Regions from separate parts of the Homo sapiens genome. Here region 1 is linked to region 2. Evidence: read pairs that join two places in POLR2A ChIA-PET (ENCODE). Cell type or tissue: PC-3. All regions are shown on one strand. Links, peaks and the distances in the headings refer to the core of each region. The heading gives the core; the rest is flanking DNA.

What was found. Peaks named below come from ENCODE experiments on the same cell type or tissue, not always from the same donor. Only the 100,000 strongest peaks of a DNase experiment are listed, where the experiment ranks them.
Region 1: POLR2A ChIA-PET joins it to region 2 with 5 read pairs; 2 of 35 experiments call an interaction of 5 or more read pairs at or near these places.

Annotation. Positions count from the first base shown.
Region 1 is chr7:129,916,544-129,926,484 of GRCh38, forward strand. The region is part of intron 1 of UBE2H (ubiquitin conjugating enzyme E2 H); the gene reads right to left. Among named protein-coding and RNA genes, the nearest start is that of UBE2H, 31 kb to the right of the region's middle. In PC-3, for the core only: no CTCF peak of the experiment used is centred there; a DNase peak (open chromatin) is centred at 7,418; H3K27ac peaks cover 347 bases.
Region 2 is chr7:129,684,812-129,694,752 of GRCh38, forward strand. It overlaps NRF1 (nuclear respiratory factor 1), which reads left to right. Exons shown (of 11, transcript NM_005011.5): 5 at 5,595-5,735. Among named protein-coding and RNA genes, the nearest start is that of NRF1, 78 kb to the left of the region's middle. RefSeq lists a silencer at 38-332. In PC-3, for the core only: no CTCF peak of the experiment used is centred there; a DNase peak (open chromatin) is centred at 6,100; H3K27ac peaks cover 1,470 bases.

The sequences.
Region 1 (9,941 bases), core at 790-8,789, 230 kb after region 2:
CAGTCTAGTTCACATCTACAAGCCTTACTTTTGTTTGGAAAGCTAGGGGGAAGGAAAGCAGCCTGTTTTAGATTTCATTTCTAGGGAAATAGAAATAGACGCAAAGCCTCAAGGTTACACAGTACACACAGAGAACATCCTGTCCACTAGCCTAAACACACTCTAAGCATGTACACGGCTAATGGCCAAACCACCTGCAAAAGTTCCATTTGCGGCTGGGAGCGGTGGCTCACACCTGTAATTCCAGCACTTTGGGAGGCCAAGAAGGGGGATCAAGAGGTTAAGAGATCAAGACCATCCTGGCTAACACGGTGAAACCCCATCTCTACCAAAAATACAAAAAATTAGCCAGGAGTGGTGGCGGGCGCCTGTAGTCCCAGCTACTCTGGAGGCTGAGGCAGGAGAATGGCGTGAACCTGGGAGGCGGAGCTTGCAGTGAGCCGAGATCACACCACTGCACTTCAGCCTGGGCGACACAGCAAGATTCCGTCTCCAAAAAAAAAAAAAAAAACACAGCTGGGCATGGTGGCAGGTGCCTGTAGTCCCAGCTACTGGCAGGAGAATTGCTTGAACCTGGGAGGTGGAAGTTGCAGTGAGCCGAGATCGTGCCACTGCACTCCGGCCTGGCAACAAAGCGAGACTCCGTCTCAAACAAACAAACAAAAAGTTCCATTTGCTGGGTCTCACATGTTGCCTACAAATTCGAGATTATGCTGTTTTTCATTTTATTTTAGAACAGTCACCTTGTATCCAACTGATCCAGCCCACTTTTACTGCCAAGGTGTTAACATGCATTACATTTGCTGAAGACAGAAAGAAAATGAAATAGTCCCAGCCCCTACCCTGAGGACACACCCTCACATCCCTACTCCTTCTCCATCAGCTAAACTGTGTGTGTGCAGATGTGTGTGTGCCTGCTGGAGTCTGGGGTGCAGGGAGGTTGGTGGTAACAAAAGACCATGAGGCTGAGACAATCAACTAGCCAGGGTTTTCTGAGAAGAAAGGGCACAGGCAGGGACACTGGGCAATACATGCTTCTGTCTAGTTCTTTTCATCTCAAGCATGGTTCACGCAGTAAAAGGTCTCCCTGGACTAAATCCTGAACTAATAAAAAGCCTTTATTTTAGAGAGAGCAGGGAAGTATGTAATTGTTAAATATCAAGGAGCTAGGAAACACAATTAAAACTTTGAACTGGGAGGTGAAAAGGAGGGGTAAAAAAACAACAACTTTGAACTGTAAGGTTTAAAAAAGTTAACCTACCTGCATAGGATTCTCCTAAATTAAAAATAGGATCTACACAATGCTCAGTGTTGCCCCTGCATCTCAATGAACATACCAACATACCTTTGAATACGCTCCTTAACACTAGCACAAGTGTGAGACTTCTCACCAAAAGCTAGTATCAAGTATGCACACGCGAATAAGTGCTTACTATTCCATGCTATGGTTCACATCTATTCTTTTAAGGCACTGAGAATTTCAAAACACGACTCTCTGTAATTTGCTCTCCAAAAACTGCTTTTATTAGACACTGGCAGGCCTCAAACTTTCATGTCTTAAAGCAAGACAAATGCTCCTATTAAAAAGGGACTGGCAGCCCAGGAATGCCAAAAGCTGCAAGAAGTCCAAAGCAATCTCTCATATCATCACCTTTATATATACATGCACGCACATACAGTTGATTAACAGGAGGCACTCCAGCTTTCTAAAGGAAGTTCTTTTAACTATATCCATACTTGCTACATACAATGTAGCAAGAGTAAGAGATAAAGACTGAAAGTATCCTCATGAAAGACATTGTCCAAAAAATCCAAATTCTTTTTTTTTTTTTTTTGAGACAGTCTTGCTCTGTCACCCAGGATGGAGTGCAGCAACACAATCAAGACTCACTGCAACCTCTGCCTCCTGGGTTCAAATGATTCTCATGCTCAACCTCCTGAGTAGCTGGGATTACAGGCATGTGCCACCACACCCAGCTAATTTTTGTATTTTTATTAAAATAGAGACAGGGTTTTGCCATGTTGGTCAGGCTCAAGTGCCCGGCCCCAAAATCCAAATTCTTAAAATTACCAACCTGTACAAAGCTATACCTATTCATATTTGACAATAAAAAACACCTGTGAAGACCATTTGTTGTCCCACTGAAAACTAAGGAGCATGGGCTGGATGCTTGAGGCCAGGAGCTCACAACCAGCCTATACAATGTAGACCCTTTCTCTATGTATATGTTTAACATGTAAGAAAGAAAAGAAAGAAGGCTGTGCACTGTGGTTCTTGCCTGTGATCCCAGCACTTTGGGAGGTTGAGGCAGGTAGATCACTTGAGCCCGGGAGTTTGAAATCAGCCTGGGCAACATGGTGAAACCCCATCTCTACAAAAAAATACAAAATTTAGCCAGGTGTGGTAGTATACGCCTATAGTACCAGCTACTGAGGTGGCTGAGGTAGAAGGATCACTTGAGCCCGAGAGGTCGAGGCTGCAGTGAGCTATGATTGTGTCACTGCACTCAAGCCTGGGTAACTGAGCAAGACCTTGTCTCAAAAACAAAAACAAAGTAAAAAAAAAAAAAAAAAAAAAGCACCAAAAAACAAGGCACATGGATGAAAGGAAATGTGTCATATGCTAGGAAAGAATAGAAAATGACCAACTCTAGTTCAAAGGAAATATAATAATTTCTATTATCTACCTGTTTCAAAAAGACTATAGTAAACAGCTAAGCTAATGCGTTTGAAACTGAAATTAAGACAAAAACTTGATTGACCATCACGTTTAATACCAGAATCCATTCCTAGACTTGTAAAAACAAAATAAAACTCCTGTTAACACCCTACTTAAAACCTTCAATGAGTCTGGTGCCGGCAGCATACAACTCCACCTGCCTCCATATCTGCAGGCTCTCCTCTGCTTATTCCTTGGCCTCACCAATCCTGGGACTCTACAGTCATGAACACTCATTAAGTTTCTTGAATAATGTGGTTTTACAGCTCTATGCCTTTGCCTCCCCTCCACCCGGAATGCCCCTCAACTCCACAGCTCTCTGAAAATGCCCACTCATCTTTCAAGACCAAGGTCAAACTTCATCTCTTGGAACAGCCCCATTTCCCTAGGCAGGCTGCACATTGCACCCCGTTGTGTGTCCCTTTGCCACTCACTGGGAGACAAAGTTCATCTCTCTCCTAGAATGCAAGCTCCCTAGAATAGGAAAGCCATGTCTCACCTCTCTTGTTACCATCTTTACTGCTTTGCACAGGGTCTGACAGAAAGAAGGCACCAAAAATATTTGACTAGAAAATAAACTGAGAAAACACTGGGATACCATTTCACATCCATCAGATAGGCAAAATGTTAGAAAGCTGGATAAATGATGGTGTGGATATGAATAAACAGGAACTCTCATATGTTGCTGATGGGAATGTGAGTTTGGTAAAATTACTTTGAAGAGTGATATTTTTCATCTCTCGCCAAGCTGAAAATGAGCACTGTCAAAGCAGCAATTCTGCTTCAGGTTACATACATTAGACTATTATTTGTCAAATATTGTCCTGATCAGCTTATTTTTAAATGAAGGGATATTTATTCATATCTCAAGTATGCATCTCTCACATTGTATGCGTAAATATTTTTTCAGGGTAAATATTTTATAAAACTATAATTTCTATTACATGTAAATATTTATGCATATATATATGAACATTATGCAAATAAACACACACATATTTTGGGTATCAATGTAAAATACATTTCTTACTGTGTCTAGTGAACAAAAAAGGCTTGAAAAACACTATCCCAGAAAAACACATATGTGCTCAAAAAGACACTCATAAATGTTAATTATGACACTGTATATAACGGTGAAAAACTGGAAATAACCTAAATGTGCATTAACAAAATGGAAAAAATATGGTACACATATAACTCAATATAAATGAACTGGAAACAAATGAAGTAAAGCTACTAGAATACTTCTAATAATATCAATAAATCTTAAAAGTAATATTGAATCAAAATGTATATTTATATAAACATACAAAATACTACATACATACATATATGAGAAAATAAACATGAATGGTATGATGACAATTCAAGAAGACAGGGAGGGAAGCGGAATCAGGAAAGACATCACAGGAGGCTTTAGTGTAACTTCAGGTGTTATTACCTCAAAAAAAAGTTCTGAAGACAATGTTAAAATCTGACAACTGGGAAATGGATGCTGTTCATTATTTTATTCCACATATTTGTTGTGGTGCTTAAAATATTTTGTCATTGAAAACAATGTAATAAACAAATGACTAGAAAAAGTCAAAAAAAAAAAAAAAAAAAAAAGCAATCTTTAAAATGTCCTGGTGTTGGCCGGGCACAGTGGCTCACTGTTTAGGTGGTCAAAGTGGGAGGATCACTTGAGGCCAGGAGTTTGAGAACAACCTGGACAACCTATCAAGACTCTCTGCCTCTAAAAAAAAAAAGTCCTGGTGTTTATAGTTCCAAATCAATATATATTACACGTGATTTTTTTTTTTAAAGCTAACATTGGTGTGCTTATGTGTTAGATACTGTGCTAACCACTACTACACAATTTCACTTACTTGGTAACAATGACCCTTTGCAGCAGGTACCATTATTTTCTGCTAGACTGTGTCACTGTCTCTGATCTTTACTCTTGAGGGTCCAATTGTACTCATCATTCTATATTTTCTAAGGGCAGAAAAATGGACTCATCTATTTAGAGACAGGGTCTCACTCTGTCACCTAGGCTGGAGTGCATTGGTGCAATCATAGCTCACTGCAGGATCAACCTGCTGGGCTCAAGCAAACTTTTTAAAATATGCAGCTACAAAAGCAAATTTAAACCCTAATTTAAAAGCTGATTTTGCCGGGCATGGTGGCTCACGCCTGTAATCCCAGCACTTTGGGAGGCCGAGGCGGGCGGATGACTTGAGGTCAGGCGTTCAAGACCAGGCTGGCCAACACAGTGAAACCCTGTCTCTACTAAAAATACAAAAAATTAGCCAGGCATGGTGGCACACGTCTGTGGTCCCAGCTACTTGGGAGGCTGAGGCAGGAGAATCACTTGAACCTGGGAGGCAGAGGTTGTAGTGAGCTGAGATCACGCCACTGCATCTAGCCTGGGCAACAAGAGACTCTGTCACAAAAAAAAAAAAAAAAAAAAAGCTGACTTCATAAATTATTAGAATGAATGAGAACATTTTTCCCACTAACATTGCATGGGTTTCAAACCAATCTTTTTGGCGCTAACTTTGTCTAATTACTGTTGTTTAAAATGTAAAAATACAGGCTTTCTTTCTTTGAAAGTGGCTAGACAAAACATCTCACCATTTCAATATTTCCTCTATGGATATTACATGATATAATTGAAGTTACTATTAATATCCTCTGGTGTGATAATGGTACTGTGTTTATGTAAGAAAAGTCCTTATTCTTTTTTAATTTTTTTTTTTTAGACAGTCTCACTTTGTCACCCAGGCTGGAGTGCAGTGGCACGATCTCGGCTCACTGCAACCTCTGCCTCCTGGGTTGGAGCAATTCTCCTGCCTCAGCCTCCTGAGTAGCTGAGACTACAGGTGTGCACCAGCCACCACGCCTGGCTAATTTTTGTATTTTTAGTAGAGATGGGTTTCTGCCATGTTGGCCAGGCTGGTCTTGAACTCCTGACCTCAGGTGATCCACCCACCTCAGCCTCCCAGAGTGCTAGGATTACAGGCATGAGCCACCGTGCCTGGCCTTTTAATTTTTATTTTGAGATGGAGTCTTGCTCTGGCACCCAGGCTGGAATGCAATGGCATGATCTCGGCTCACTGTAACCTCTGCCTCTTGGGCTCAAGTGATTCTCCTGCCTCAACCTTCTGAGTAGCTGGGATTACAGGCAGACGCCATCACGCCTGGCTAATTTTTGTAGAGATGGGATTTCAACATTTTGGCCATGCTGGTCTCGAACTCCTGACCTCAAGTGATCCACCCGCCTCGGCTTCTCAAAATCCTGAGGTTACAGGCATGAGCCACTGTGCCCAGAAAAACAGTCCTTATTCTTTGAAGATGCATGTTAAAGTATTTACACTGAAGTCTCACAGTATTTGCAAATTATAAATGGCTCAGCCAAAAATATGAGATAGCAAATATAGCAAAATATTGAGTCTACATAGTAGGGTGGTATACAGATATTTATTTATACTATTCTAATTATATGTATCTGAGTTATTTTGTTTTAGAGATGGGGATCTTGCTATATTGCCCAGACTGACTTGAACTCCTGGGCTTAAACGATCCTCCAGCCTCAGCCTCCCAAGTAGCTGGGACTACAAGTGCACACACAGTGCCTGGCTTGTATCTGAGATTTTTCTTTTTTTTCTTTTTTTTGAGAAGGAGTCTCGCTCTGTCGCCCAGGTTGGAGTGCAGTGGCATGATCTCGGCTCACTGCAAGCTCCGCCTCCCAGGTTCATGCTATTCTCCTGCCTCAGCCTCAGAGTAGCTGGGATTACAGGCACCCGCCACCAAGCCCAGCTAATTTTTTGTATTTTTAGTAGAGACAGGGTTCCACCGTGTTAGCCAGGATGTTCTCAATCTCCTGACCTCGTGATCCACCCGCCTCGGCCTCCCAAGTGCTGAAAGAAAAATTTCCAGTCCATAACTGTTAAACAAGAAACTTAATATTGCCATTATTATGCAATTCAATCTGAATTACCCTTATCAACTAACTTCCAAAATAAAATAAAGTTTTACCTGCTTTTCGTAAGTTTGGTTTTATTCACAACTATGTGGCAGCTAAAATAAAGATCTACAGTCATATCCATGTTAAAGGCCTACTACTATATTTTAACCAATAAATATTACTACCAACCCAGAGTTTGTTCTGCAATATCATTAATCATAATTTGAAGCAGCCCTCTCTTGCTATGGACAAGCTTAGACACTTTTTATGTGACTAGAAGTTATATAGTAATTTAGAAAATCATAAAACTGATAACCAATTTCCTCAATAACATTTCCAAGTAATAAGCCAAATTTAGGTTAAAGAATCTATAACACCTTGGCCAGATGTGGTGGCTCACACCTGTAATCTCAGGTAGGAGAGGTTCTAAAACATGGAAGCTTTCTGAAACCTATTGTTCATAATGCCAGGGATCAGGAACAGTGATGGAGAAATTTACTGGGTTGAAATTACAAAATTATTTGAAATAATTCTCACAAGGGCCTGTCCCATCCACTAAGCCATACTGTCTCTCTAGATGTATTCCACATGAAAAACAAAACTGAAACAAGACACGAGGGAACTGTAAGTTTCCATCAAGTGAACAAATAGATACTCTCACTCCACAGGATAGAATCAGAAGACATTCTTAACTAGCTCCCCATATTGGACAAGGGCCATTAACATCTTGACTCAACTCTACCATCCGTAACAACAGCAAAAACTGATTCATTCACAGAGTAGGCCAAAGTCTGACCTCAGCAGGGCAAACAAAGCATTTGAATTATTAGATAAGCAGATTATGAACACTGGATAGCATTTTAATAATTATACCTTCAGGATGGGCATGGTGGTTCACACTTGCAATCCTAGCACTTCAGGAGGCCAAAGTAATAGGATCACTTGAGCCTGGGAGTTAGAGATCAGCCTGGGCAATATAGTGAGACCCTGTCTCTACAAAAACATTTGTTTAAAATTATACTTTCACAATACTCCATCTAATTCCAGGGATCCATTTCTAGAAATGAAAGGATAACAACACATCATTACTAATGGCGTAAGACTGAGACTTTTCCTAGTTAACATTAACACAGGTTTCTGAATGTGAAATATTTCACTGCCACATTTTAAAATTCCAAATGAAGGTGTTAAAAGGTTTTCTACTTTGAACTTCTAAAAAAGCCCTAGTAAAAATTCATACCAAGAAGGTAATAAATTGCAGAATTTATCTAGTTTTACTGTGCATATTTCTCTGCAAAGAGAATAAGATTCAAAATGAGATTTTATGTCATAACTCTATCTTCAATTCTGTATTCCCTAGAAGGCAATACCAGGTATACATATGGTTGTGAAGGCCTTTTACATTCACACACACACACACACACACACACACACACAGAAAATAAGAGTTGCATGTATAATGTCTACATATAAAATCAGAATATTCAAGTTGGAGAGACTTAAAATCATCTAAACCAACTCCTTATTTGATAGATAAGGACACAGATAACCCAAGAAGGAAGTGAAAGCCCCAAGGTCTCTGAGCCGCACAGAGCCAAGGACGAAAGCCCTGGACGGTCCTCCAGGCAGTCTCCTTTCCTCCCAACACTCTGCCTCTCCTCTACCAACCTTCAACCACCGCTGAACTCCCAAATCAGGTCCTCTGAGTTAAAGGTTGAGGGTACAAGCTAAACTATGAATAAAAAAAAAAAAGTTTAACTTTTTGTTTTCCTTTAATGCTCAAGGTAAGTAATTTTATCACATAAGCCCAGTCCCCCAGCAAAGCAGAACCCGAAAGACATAAGATATTCACAAATGGCCAGGCACGGTGGTTCACGCCTATAATCCCAGCACTTTGGGAGGCCAAGGTGGGTGGATCACGAGGTCAGGAGTTCAAGACCAGCCTGGCCAAGATGGAGAAACCCCGTCTCTACTAAAAATACAAAAATTAGCTGGGCGTAGTGGCGAGCTCCTGTAATCCCAGCTACTCGGGAGGCTGACGAAGAGAATTGCTTGAATCCAGGAGGCAGAGGTTGCAGTGAGCCAAGATTACGCCACTGCACTCCAGACTGGGCAACAGAGCAAGACTCAGTCTCGAAAAAAAAAAGATATTCATAAACAAAAATTCACGGTGTTCTCCAGGTGGAAAAAAAACAAGAAAAAAATAAAATCCACAATGTGGGACAGTTCATGGGAGCTAGGCCTATACAATAATGCTCCCAAATATGTAAATGAAAGAAAAAAGCGAAACAACATTCACTGTGAAAGACACTGTACGTGATCCAACCCAGTATCCATTCTCTCCTTCTTACTATCAAAACCCCGATTGTATTCAGGGCAGTCAAAGAGCCTTGTTTCCCAGCCTTTCTTGCAACGAGACACTTCTAGCTCAGGATGATCAGGGCAATGTGTAGGGAGGGACACTCAGAAAAGTTCCTTTGGTCATTGGAGGAGGGGAATAGTCTCAGCTAGCTCTTAGCCTTCTGCCTATTCACCCCTTTCTTCCTCCCACTGCATGAAACAGTGACGTGATGGCAGAAGCGATGCCTTTAAGATTAAGTAATGCACTGAAGAGGGCTGGGAATACACACTGCGGCAATCTGGATTCCCTGATGACATGAAGCCCGCCCTTATCTGCCTCCCTAACTTACCATCACAACTACATTATTCCAGAACTGTTACTACCAGCCAACTACAATTCCTAACTGATCTGTCCAGTAAGCAATTACATGCTAAATACATTCACATACATTTCATATAAAATAACCTCAAAACAAATTATAAGTATTTCCTTCCTTTTTCGGTTGAGGAAACCAAGGCAAAGAGATAACAAATCCAATCTGTGACTGAAGCCTATAGTTATTCCACTGTATTTTACTTCTTCAAATGTCACACATCTGAAAAAGTCTATGATTTTTTCTTTTCAAGATAAAGGGTCTTGCTCTGTTGCCCAGGCTGGTCTGAAACTCCTGGCCTCGGCCCGGCACAGTGGCTCATGCCTGTAATCCCAGCACTTTGGGAGGCTGAGGTGGGTGGATCACCTGAGGTCAGGAGTTCGAGACCAGCCTGACCAACATGGAGAAACCCCTTCTCTACTAAAAATACAAAATTAGCCCAGTGTGGTGGCACATGCCTGTAATCCCAGCTACTCAGGAGGCTGAGGCAGGAGAATCGCTTGAACCCAGGAGGCAGAGGCTGCAGTGAGCTGAGATCACACCATTGCACTCCGCCTGG
Region 2 (9,941 bases), core at 1,292-9,291:
TATTGGATACAAGGTATGAGATAAGGATTCCATCTGAGTCCTTTGGGGTTTCAGGGTTCAAAACTGGGAATCCCAAAGGACTAAGGGGAAATGAGAGCCCTGAACTGAGGCAGGAGAACAAAGGAGGCAGACACTGGGGCTGGAGAGACAATAGGATGAAGTCAACATAACTTCAGGGGCCACAGCCTGCAGCCTGGCTGGAAGCCAGATGTGCTTCACAGTCACAGGTCTGAGGGCAGCAGCTCTTTGTTACATACCTCAGATGATAATGTGTTTTTAGTCTCATAGGAGCTTGTAGAAAATTTAAAAAAAAATTTTTTTTATGAGACCTTCCCAAAGACTCTTCCTTTATCCAGTTAAGCTTCAGGAATACAAAAAAATTATGGTATCTTGTCTGGGACTATTTTTGCAACCCAACTGAAGGCCCAGTGACCTTATAGCAAACATTTTGAAAATTAGCCAAGTGTGGTGGCACACACCTGTGATCCCAGCTACTTGGGAGGCTGAGGTGGGAGGATCACTGGAGCTCAGGAATTCGAGGCTGCAGTGAACAAACCTGCGTGACAGAGCAAGACCTTGTTTCAAAGAACAAAACAAAATAAAACTCTAATGGCTCCTGCAAATACCCTAAACACCCTCCATCTCTGGTAATTATAAAATGTTTGTTAATGTGTTACCTGTATATGTATATTTAAAATATTTTATATTTCAGCCTGGGCAACATGTAAGACCCTGTCTCATTCAAGTGTGTGTGTGTGTGTGTGTGTGTGTGTGTGTGTGTGTGTGTGTGTGTATGAAAAATAAGCAAAAGACCTGGTCCCTATGCTCAGCAATGTCATGCACTGGTTGTGTATAGTGTATTCTGGAAATAACAGTATAAGTGACACATGTTTATTTGTGTCAGTAGGAATTTAAAGGAGGAAGAGAATTATGGCAAGGATACTTGGGAAGTTTTTTCAGAGCAAGTGGGAATTGAATTGGGCCTAGAAAAATGGAAAATATTTGGATAAGAAGCAGATTTATGTGGTGGCTCATGTCTGTAATCCCAGCACTTTGGGAGGTCTAGGTGGGCAGATCACTTGAGGTCAGGAGTTTGAGACCAGCCTGGTTGAAACCCTGTCTGTACTAAAAATGCAAAAAAATAGCCGGGCATGGTGGCAGGCACCTGTAATCCTGGCTACTCAGGAGGCTGAGGCAGGAGAATCTCTTGAACCCAGGAGATGGAGGTGGCAGTGAGCCGAGATCACACCACTGCACTCCAGCCTAGGCAACAGAGTAGGACTGTATCTCAAAAAAAAAAAAAAAAAAAAGGTCTTTAGAAGTTTCAAAGAAGAGAACTTGCTAGATGCCAAGGTGAGCGACGAGGTTGGGCAGCTAAAGAAGGAAGAAGGTGAGCAAAGTTGCTCAGTATAGGACTCCATGGAGGTTGTATGCTGGGAGCTCAAGAGGTGTCATTCACATAGTCTCCAGGGTTAGGCAGGCACAACTTTATCTGGAGGCTCTGGCAAAGGAGTATTGGAAAAATAAATAATTGGAAAGATTGAAATGCTGGCCAGAGAAACTTGGACTTTGTCCTATAAGAAGTGAGGAACTATAGCAGTTTCTTGAGAAAAAAAGATAAATGATAGTGATGTGGCTAAATATACCAGCTTTAGAGCTACATAAAAATTTGTTTGATTTTTGGCTACACTTCTTACTAGTTAATATGATTTGGAGAAAGTTACTTAAGTTTATTAAGCCTCAGTTTTCTTATTTGCAAAATGAACATAATATTTTCCTTATAGAATTATGGTAAGGATTATTTGAGACAACACATGTAGTGCTTGGCACAAAGTAAGTGCTCAATAAACGGTGTTTGATGACAATAAGTGTTTCCAAAATTTCAAATGGCAGTGGTATACAAGATGAATTGAGGCAAGAGAATGGTAACTGATTTTGATTTAAGTGGTTGTTTACCTTAGTTGTGCAACCAATTGACATGTTGGTATGAAGTGACAAAGGCGTAAGCTATGGTTTTTGGAATAGGAGGCATAAGTTGGAACACAAACCTGTATTTTATCTCATCTGTGACACCATTGATTATAAGATGTGCTGTTATTTGTGTACTATGAAGAAAGAAAAAACATTGATAAATGTTGACACAATGCTATCACTTAGAATTTTTATTTTCTACTTATTGAAAGAGCTCTTTCAAGGCTTAGACATAGCTTTTAATCATATATCATTTTTGTATACATATATAAAAAGGAAAATGTAAGTGAAATAAGGTATTCCTAAAACTTCTTCACATTCAGAGTCCAACCCTTTTGAATTACTTCTTGTTTCAGTCATCATTGTCTGTGTTTTTTCATGTAATATTGTCCTCTGTGCCATCATGAAAACAGGCAATGCTATATTTCTTTAAAAAGTGCTCTGTTATTGTCTGAATTTTTGCCCCCAAGCAGCAACAGGTTTGATGCAAGTCCTTTTTTTTTTTTTTTTGAGGCGGAGTCTCACCCTGTTGCCCAGGCTGGAGTACAATGGTGCAAATCTCAGCTCACTGCAACCTCCACCTCCCGGGTTCAAGCAATTCTCCTACCTCAGCCTCCCAAGTAGCTGGGATTACAGGCGCCCACCACCACGCCCAGCTAATTTTTGTATTTTTAGTATAGACAGGGTTTCACCATGTTGGTCAGGCTGGTCTCGAACTTCTGACCTCAGGTGATCTGCCCGCCTCGGCCTCCCAAAGTGCTGGGATTACAGGCGTGAGCCACCGTGCCTGGCGATGCTTCTTGATCTTAACAGAAATTGTCATTGGGAAGGTAGTAGACAACAGCCAAGACTCACATTCTCTTCTGAAATGGTGCTAAATGATTTGTTGAGTAAAAAGGCCAGGGATAGCAAACATGTTCACATGGCTGCAGGCAATGACAGCTATGCCCTGTTGTTGCCTTGTCCATAGCAATTTTAAGATGTATCCCAATTTCAGAAGACTGATAAATATGAAAGAAAAATGCATCTCAGAATTGATAGATCAGATAGAATTAAAACATGAGGTCAGTAATTCTGAGAAGGTTACTTAACTTTAGTAAGCAAGCTTAGATAGAAATGCTTTGGTAATACCTGAAGTTGTTTTGTTGCAAATTACTTAGGGATGCTCTACTAGCACTAAAAAACAAACAAACAAAAGATGTTTTAAAAGAATTATATAGCACTGATAAGCTGACTCATAAAAATGGCTGAAATTGTTTGAAACTGGCTAATAAAGAAGTAGTAACCTAATGATTTTCCATTTTTGAATGCCAGGTGTTTCTAAAAGCCAGATGAAGTTTGTTTTTATTTTAAAATTATTTATTTTTGAGACAAGGTCTGGCTCTGTCACCCTGGCTGGAGTGGCACTATCTTGGCTCACTGCAACCTCCACCTCCTGGGCTTAAGCCATCCTCCTACCTCAGCCTCCCGAGTAGCTGGGACCACAGGTGCGCACTACCATGCCTGGCTAATTTTTGTATTTTTAGTAGACACAGGGTCTCACCATGTTGCCTAGGCTGGTCTCAAACTCCTGGGCTCAAGGGATCTGCCTGCCTCAACTTCCCAATGTGCTGGGATTACAGGTGTGAGCCACTGCACACAGCCTGTTTTTCTAATATGATCATTCTTCCTATTGGCTTATACCTAATAGAAGGATTTAACCTTATAAACCTTAAAGTTCTAAGACCAGAAGCTAGGTGTATTAGTCCGTTTTCACACTGCTATAAAGAACTAACTGTGACTGGGTAATTTATAAATAAAAGAGGTTTAATTGACTTACAGTTCCACATGGCTAGGGAGGCTTCAGGAAACTTAACAATCATGGCAGAAGGGGAAGCAAGGCACGTCTTACATAGTGGCAGGAGAGAGACAGAGAGAGAGACAAAGAGAGACAGGTGCGGAGAGGGAATGCCGGTGGAACTGCCAAACACTTTTAAACCATCAGCTCTTATGAGAACTCACTATCACGAGAACAACATGGGAGAAACTGCCCCCATGATCCAGTCACCTCCCACCAGGTCCCTCCCTCAGAATGTAGGAATTACAATCAAGATGAAATTTGGGTGGGGACATAGAGCCAAACCATATCACTAGGCTTATAAGATTCATTTGTGTGTGTGTGTGTGTGAGTAGGCAGCATAAATACTATCTAGACTACAGGAACATAGCAGAAAATACAATCCTGTAAAGTTGCTGTGGCAACATCAGCTGCTTATGTTGCAATAAATATAATGGCAATAATTTTTGAAACTTTATTTTTTATTAGAGACCAGGATACAACTGAATCTCTGGAAAGATAATGAGTCTACCAGTTTGTGCTATTTTTCTCTTATCCCCTTAGTTATTGACCTATTTGGAGGATTCTTCAACTGCAGAAGTTGCACCATGTAGCCAGTAATAATATTTATTTTTCCAGATGCTTGGGGTAGAGTATGGGAATTTTTCTTTTTTAATCCACATAATGAGGTATTTATAAGGAAGTGTATAGAGTCCAGCCCACTCAGCAGACAACCCAGGATTCAAACATTGCTGGAACTTCTAGTCAAACCTCATTTTCTCTTCCATTTGTTTCCCTAAAATAGTGCCTTGAGCCCAGAAAGCAAGTTAATTTCCTAGCCCACTTGTCACATTTCCATAATTCCATGGCTTCTTTGTTATTCCCAGAGGTATCCTCATACCCCTTGTGTATTCTCCTAAGTGAATGAACCCATTTTTTCCTCTCCCAAGTTCCAGGCATTCAGATGAACCCATTATATTGGTGGTTGGAAGACCCAGCGTCTGTCCACCCTTTCTGTTCATGATCGAATGTGTGCATGTCCAGTGTGTTACTGTTAAGTTGAGACATGTAACTGGCAGTAGTGGGAATGCAGACAACGAACAACAATATCTGGTTCCAACCTGGGCTAGAGCTAAAGGCGTCATGGGTTGGAGGTTCACTTCTGTCACCAAGCCCTACCAGAAGCAAGGGAGATTTGACCTATGGGGCTCCCTTTGGCCCGGGCCTTACCAGTAGTGGCACTCAGCTACAACATACACCTATCAGTTTTTTTTCTCTGATTCTTTTCAGTCCAGTCTCTTGTATGCTTGAATCTCCTGTCTGTTTGGTAGTCTGGCTTTGCAGGAATGTAGCAGCAGTTTTGAATGAATTGGTTACTTTAAGTTTTAGAAATGTAAGTCCTTGAAGATCTTGAAAATGATTTTGGTGATGAGCTGCCACAGCTGGTTGTTCAAGCAATGGCCTGGGAAATGCAGAACCATGAATACCATGCCTGTTAGACCTGGAACAGGCAATGGCACCCTCATTGAGAAAATGTGATTTTGACTAAGAAGCAGTATTTCTGGAAAATTTTTTCACTGGCTCTCTTCTATTGTTGTTACCTGCAATTTCATCATCTTTTCATTTAATTATGTTCAGTATGATGTCTTTGGGACCAGTGGGTATTTTTATTTGCTTGTAGAAGTGTTTGTTTTTAAGGCTATGCAATGGCTCAGGAAGGCCAGCCCCACCCACTCTCTTGTTGCTTGGCACCAATCCTCCCTGGTTGTTGGGCATCTTGTTTACTTCTGCCCTTAATTCCCTGCAGGTGCGTAAGTACAAGAGCATGATCCTGGAAGACCTGGAGTCTGCTCTGGCAGAACACGCCCCTGCGCCACAGGAGGTTAACTCAGAACTGCCGCCTCTCACCATCGACGGAATTCCAGTCTCTGTGGACAAAATGACCCAGGTGAGGGGTGGGAGGTGAGGAGGAGACTCAAAGACAAGTGGCACAGGTGTGGGCGGGCCTCTGATCACTTTTCTGCATTTTGTCCTCAGTGATCTGACCAGGGAGTGAGATGCTGACTGGAGTCTTGTAGTGAAACAGTAGCAGCCTTGGAAAAGACATTATAGTGCCAGAAAAGTGCTCCCAACCAAGGGCATGGCTGTGGTCTCCTCTTTCTTCTGGCAGTTTTTTTTTCCCTTTCACTTGGGCCTTTGGGTTGGATTTAAAAAAAAACAAAAAAACTTTTAGCTTGGGGTTGGTCTGAACAAAAGAACATTAGGAGTTTAATGAATCACAGTCAAGGTAGCCAAGTAAACTTTTAGCCCTCGGGCTGCTCTGCTCCTCTTTCAATGTAAATTCTAAATACTTCCATAATTATTACTAAGTACAGCTTCCTTCCGCAAGAATGTAAAAGTCAGAGTGACAGTCTTCTGAGTCGTTGATTTCCTCTTCCTTTTTAAAATTTTTATTTAAATTTTACGATTTCTAAAGATGAGGGTCTCACTGTGTTGCCCAGGCTGATCTCAAACTCCTAGGCTCAAGCGATCCTCCTGCCTCAGCCTCCCAAAGTGCTGGGATTACAGGCATGAGCCACTGTGCCAGCCTGATTTCCTCTTCCTTTAAGAAGGGAAGTCAAAAATGTACTTAGCATGATAAATCAGCATACCTTAGTAATTTTTATGAAATTATCCCCTTTATATATTTTTAGTTTAGCTTCATCAAAATCAAACACCTTTTTAACATATTTTCCCACCCTATTTATTTATTTATTATTATTATTATTTTTTTTTTTTTTTGAGACAGAGTCTCGAGCTGTGGCCCAGGCTGGAGGGCAGTGGTGTGATCTTGGCTCACTGCAACCTCCGCCTCCTGGGTTCAAGCGCTACTCGTGCCTCCGAATAGCTGTGATTATAGGTGCGGGCTACCACACCTGGCTAATTTTTGTTTTTTTAGTAGAGATGGGGTTTTGCTGTGTTAGCCAGGATCGTCTCAAACTCCTGACCTCATGTGATCCGCCTGCCTCGGCCTCCCAAAGTGCTGGGATTACAGGCGTGAGCCACCACACCCAGCCCACCCTATTTCTTTATTAATTTACTTCTATCTTGCTAAATCCACTTGTCAGGTTTTTTTCCTTATCTTATTCAGTCTTCAGCAGCATTTGACATAGTTGATTACTCCTTAAAGCATCTTCTCTCTGTCTCTTGACCACACCCTCTTCTGAAGATCCTCATCCTTCACTAGGTGCTCCCCTCATCCCTTCTGGGGCCCCTCTTCCTCTTCTTACCTGATCATCGATATGCTGTTTTCACCCAGTTTACCCTCACTGTTAGATGTCTGGTCCTCACACGCCCCAAACAGAACCTTTGGTTGTTCCTACTCTCCACTCCACATCTGTTCCTCTCCAGGCGTTCCCCATATCAGTTAATCGAACTACTGTCCATCTGGTTGCTCAAGTCCCAGTATAGAAGTAATCCTGATTTCCTTGTTTTGCCCTCTCCCTCCACATTCCCCTGCCACCCTCCCGGTGGCAGGTCATGTCAGTTCACCTCTGAAATGTACCCTGACTCTGGCCATTCTTCTCACTTCCCATCAGCACCCAAGTCCAAGCCTTTAGCATCTCTCATATAGCCTATCCACTGTGGTCTGCTGCAGTCCATTCTCCATGTAGCCATCATAGTAGTTTTTTAAAAAACTTAAATCATGCCGGACGTTGTAGCTCATGCCTGTAATCAAGAGGAGGATCCCTTGAGTCCAGGAGTTCGATATCAGCCTGGGCAGCAGGCTGGTATTTTTTTTGTCTCTACAAAAAATACAAAAATTAGCTGGGGCCATGGTGGTGTATGCATGTAGTCTCAAATACTTGGAAGGCTGAGGTGGGAGGATCGTTTGAGCCCCAGAGGTTGAGGCTGCAGTGAGCCGAGATTGTGCCACTGCACTCCAGCCTAGGTGACAGAGCGAGATCCTGCCTCAAATAAATGAGTGAATAATGAATGAATGAATGAATAAATTTATTTATTTATTTAATTCAGGCCATATCACTTCCTTGTTTAAGCCCTGTAATGGTTTTCCACTATTCCTAGAATCAAATTCAGACTCTGCCATGGCTTTGAAGGCCCTATGTAATCTGACCTCTTCCTGCCTCATCATCTTCCCCTCAGTCACTGGGCTGCGGCCACTGTAGCCCTCTTTTCCTCAAACACCCTGCATCCGTTATTTTGCTTTTGCTGTTCCCTTTGCCTGAGTATTGTTCTCCCAGATGATTGCATGATGGACTTTATCTTATTCAAAGTCTAGCTCAAATATCACCTCTGAGACAAGCCTTTCTTGATTATCCCACCTAAATGAAGCTTTCTTCTCCCTACCAAGCCACTAATACATCCTCTGTGTTCTTGTCTGTATAACACTTGTTACTACCTGGAATTGTCTCATTTATTAACTTGTATACTTATTTGTGGTCTCCCCAGCTAGAATTTCAGGAATTTAGTTTCTGTCCTTTACTTCTGTTCAGTATAGCTGCTCAGCTTCTGAAATAACATGTTATCTAAATAATAGTATCTGTTCAGTAAATGACTTCAGAGTTAGAGCAAAAATGAGTTAAGCGCAGTGGTGGGGAACAGGATCGCAAGTCCCCTGGGCAGTTGTTTACTCAGTGTGGACGCTGACGCTGCTGCTCAGGGGTGGCACTTTTATTTTTTATTCCATCTGAACCAGCAACTTGGTCTGAAGTAATACTATATTTTATAAATATAAACCTAAATAGTGATCTTTTGATTGTTGGATTCATAGCCCTTTCTGTGGACACTGGAAGGATCTCTAAATAGTGGTTCAGAAAGGAAAGCATATCTAAACCAAGCTTGTCCAACCCACGTCCCGCAAGACGCATGTGACCCAGAATGGCTTTGAATGTGGCCCAACACAAATTCGTAAACTTTCTTAAAACATTATGAGATTTTTTGGCGTTTTTTTTTTCTTCAGCTCATTGGCTGTTATTAATGTTAGTGTATTTTATGTGTGGCCCAAGATAATTCTTCCTCTAATGTGGCCTAGGGAAGCCAAAAGATTGGACACCCCGATCTAAACTTTTCTTTACTGTCTTTTTACAGTTTCTATTATTCTGTTTCTAGAGGCATTCTGACTGGTTCAAGTAAAGAAAACATAAAGTGAATTATTTTTATCTAGTTGATGTGAAGAATCTACTCTGTCTCAGATGTAAAGTACATCTACTGCCTAAGCCTTTGGTTTCTAATACTGTGTTAGGTAAACTCCTCTCCTGTGATGGGTATTTTTTGTTCTTTGTCACATTTGGTGTGTTAGGGTAAAGCAGTCTGAGGTTTTGATTATATTATATCATCGTGGATTGGCCACAAAAGTCAGCAAACAGTTTAGTTATTATCATTTTGGAGGTAAGACATTTGAAAGTGTTGTTTTCCATATTTGTCAAAACCACACTCAGTAGAGCTTGGTGTGCTGGTGAATGAGGAGCTGGATCTCAGTTGTCAAACTCATAGATACTTTGTTGGAGGTGCACATTTTCTCTATCATATGCTCCCTCTTTCCCCTTCTTACCAAAGATGATGACTAAAAAGTCAACCATAACAAATAAAATAAAACAAACAAATGAGGAGGAAGAGGGAGCAGGATGATGAAAAACCCAGCTCCCAATTGAATGGGAATTTCCAAGTATTTGGATCCTGGCATTTTCCCCCCTCAACGTTTTATTGTTGTTTGTTTTCATTGAATACTTTTTTCTTAACTTGAGCTAAATAGCTCCTCTTTGTCTCTGTCTCTCTTTTTTTTTGGGGATGGAGTCTCACTCTGTTGCCCAGGCTGGAGTGCAATGGCACGATCTCGGCTCACTGCAACCTCCGCCTTCCAGATTGAGGCAATTCTCCCACCTCAGCCTCCTGAGTAGCTGGGACTACAGGCATGCGCCACCATGCCTGGCTAATTTTTTTTGGATTTTTAGTAGAGACAGGGTTTCACCACGTTGACCAGACTGCTCTTGAACTCCTGACCTTGAGTGATTCTCCCATCTTGGCCTCCCAAAGTGCTGGGATTGCAGGCACGAGCCACTGCGCCCAGCCAATAGCTCTCTTTTATAATTGATCCTAAAGACTTTCACTATTAATGGGAGTAAAAGGAGGGTTTTATTTCCACCCAAACCTAGAT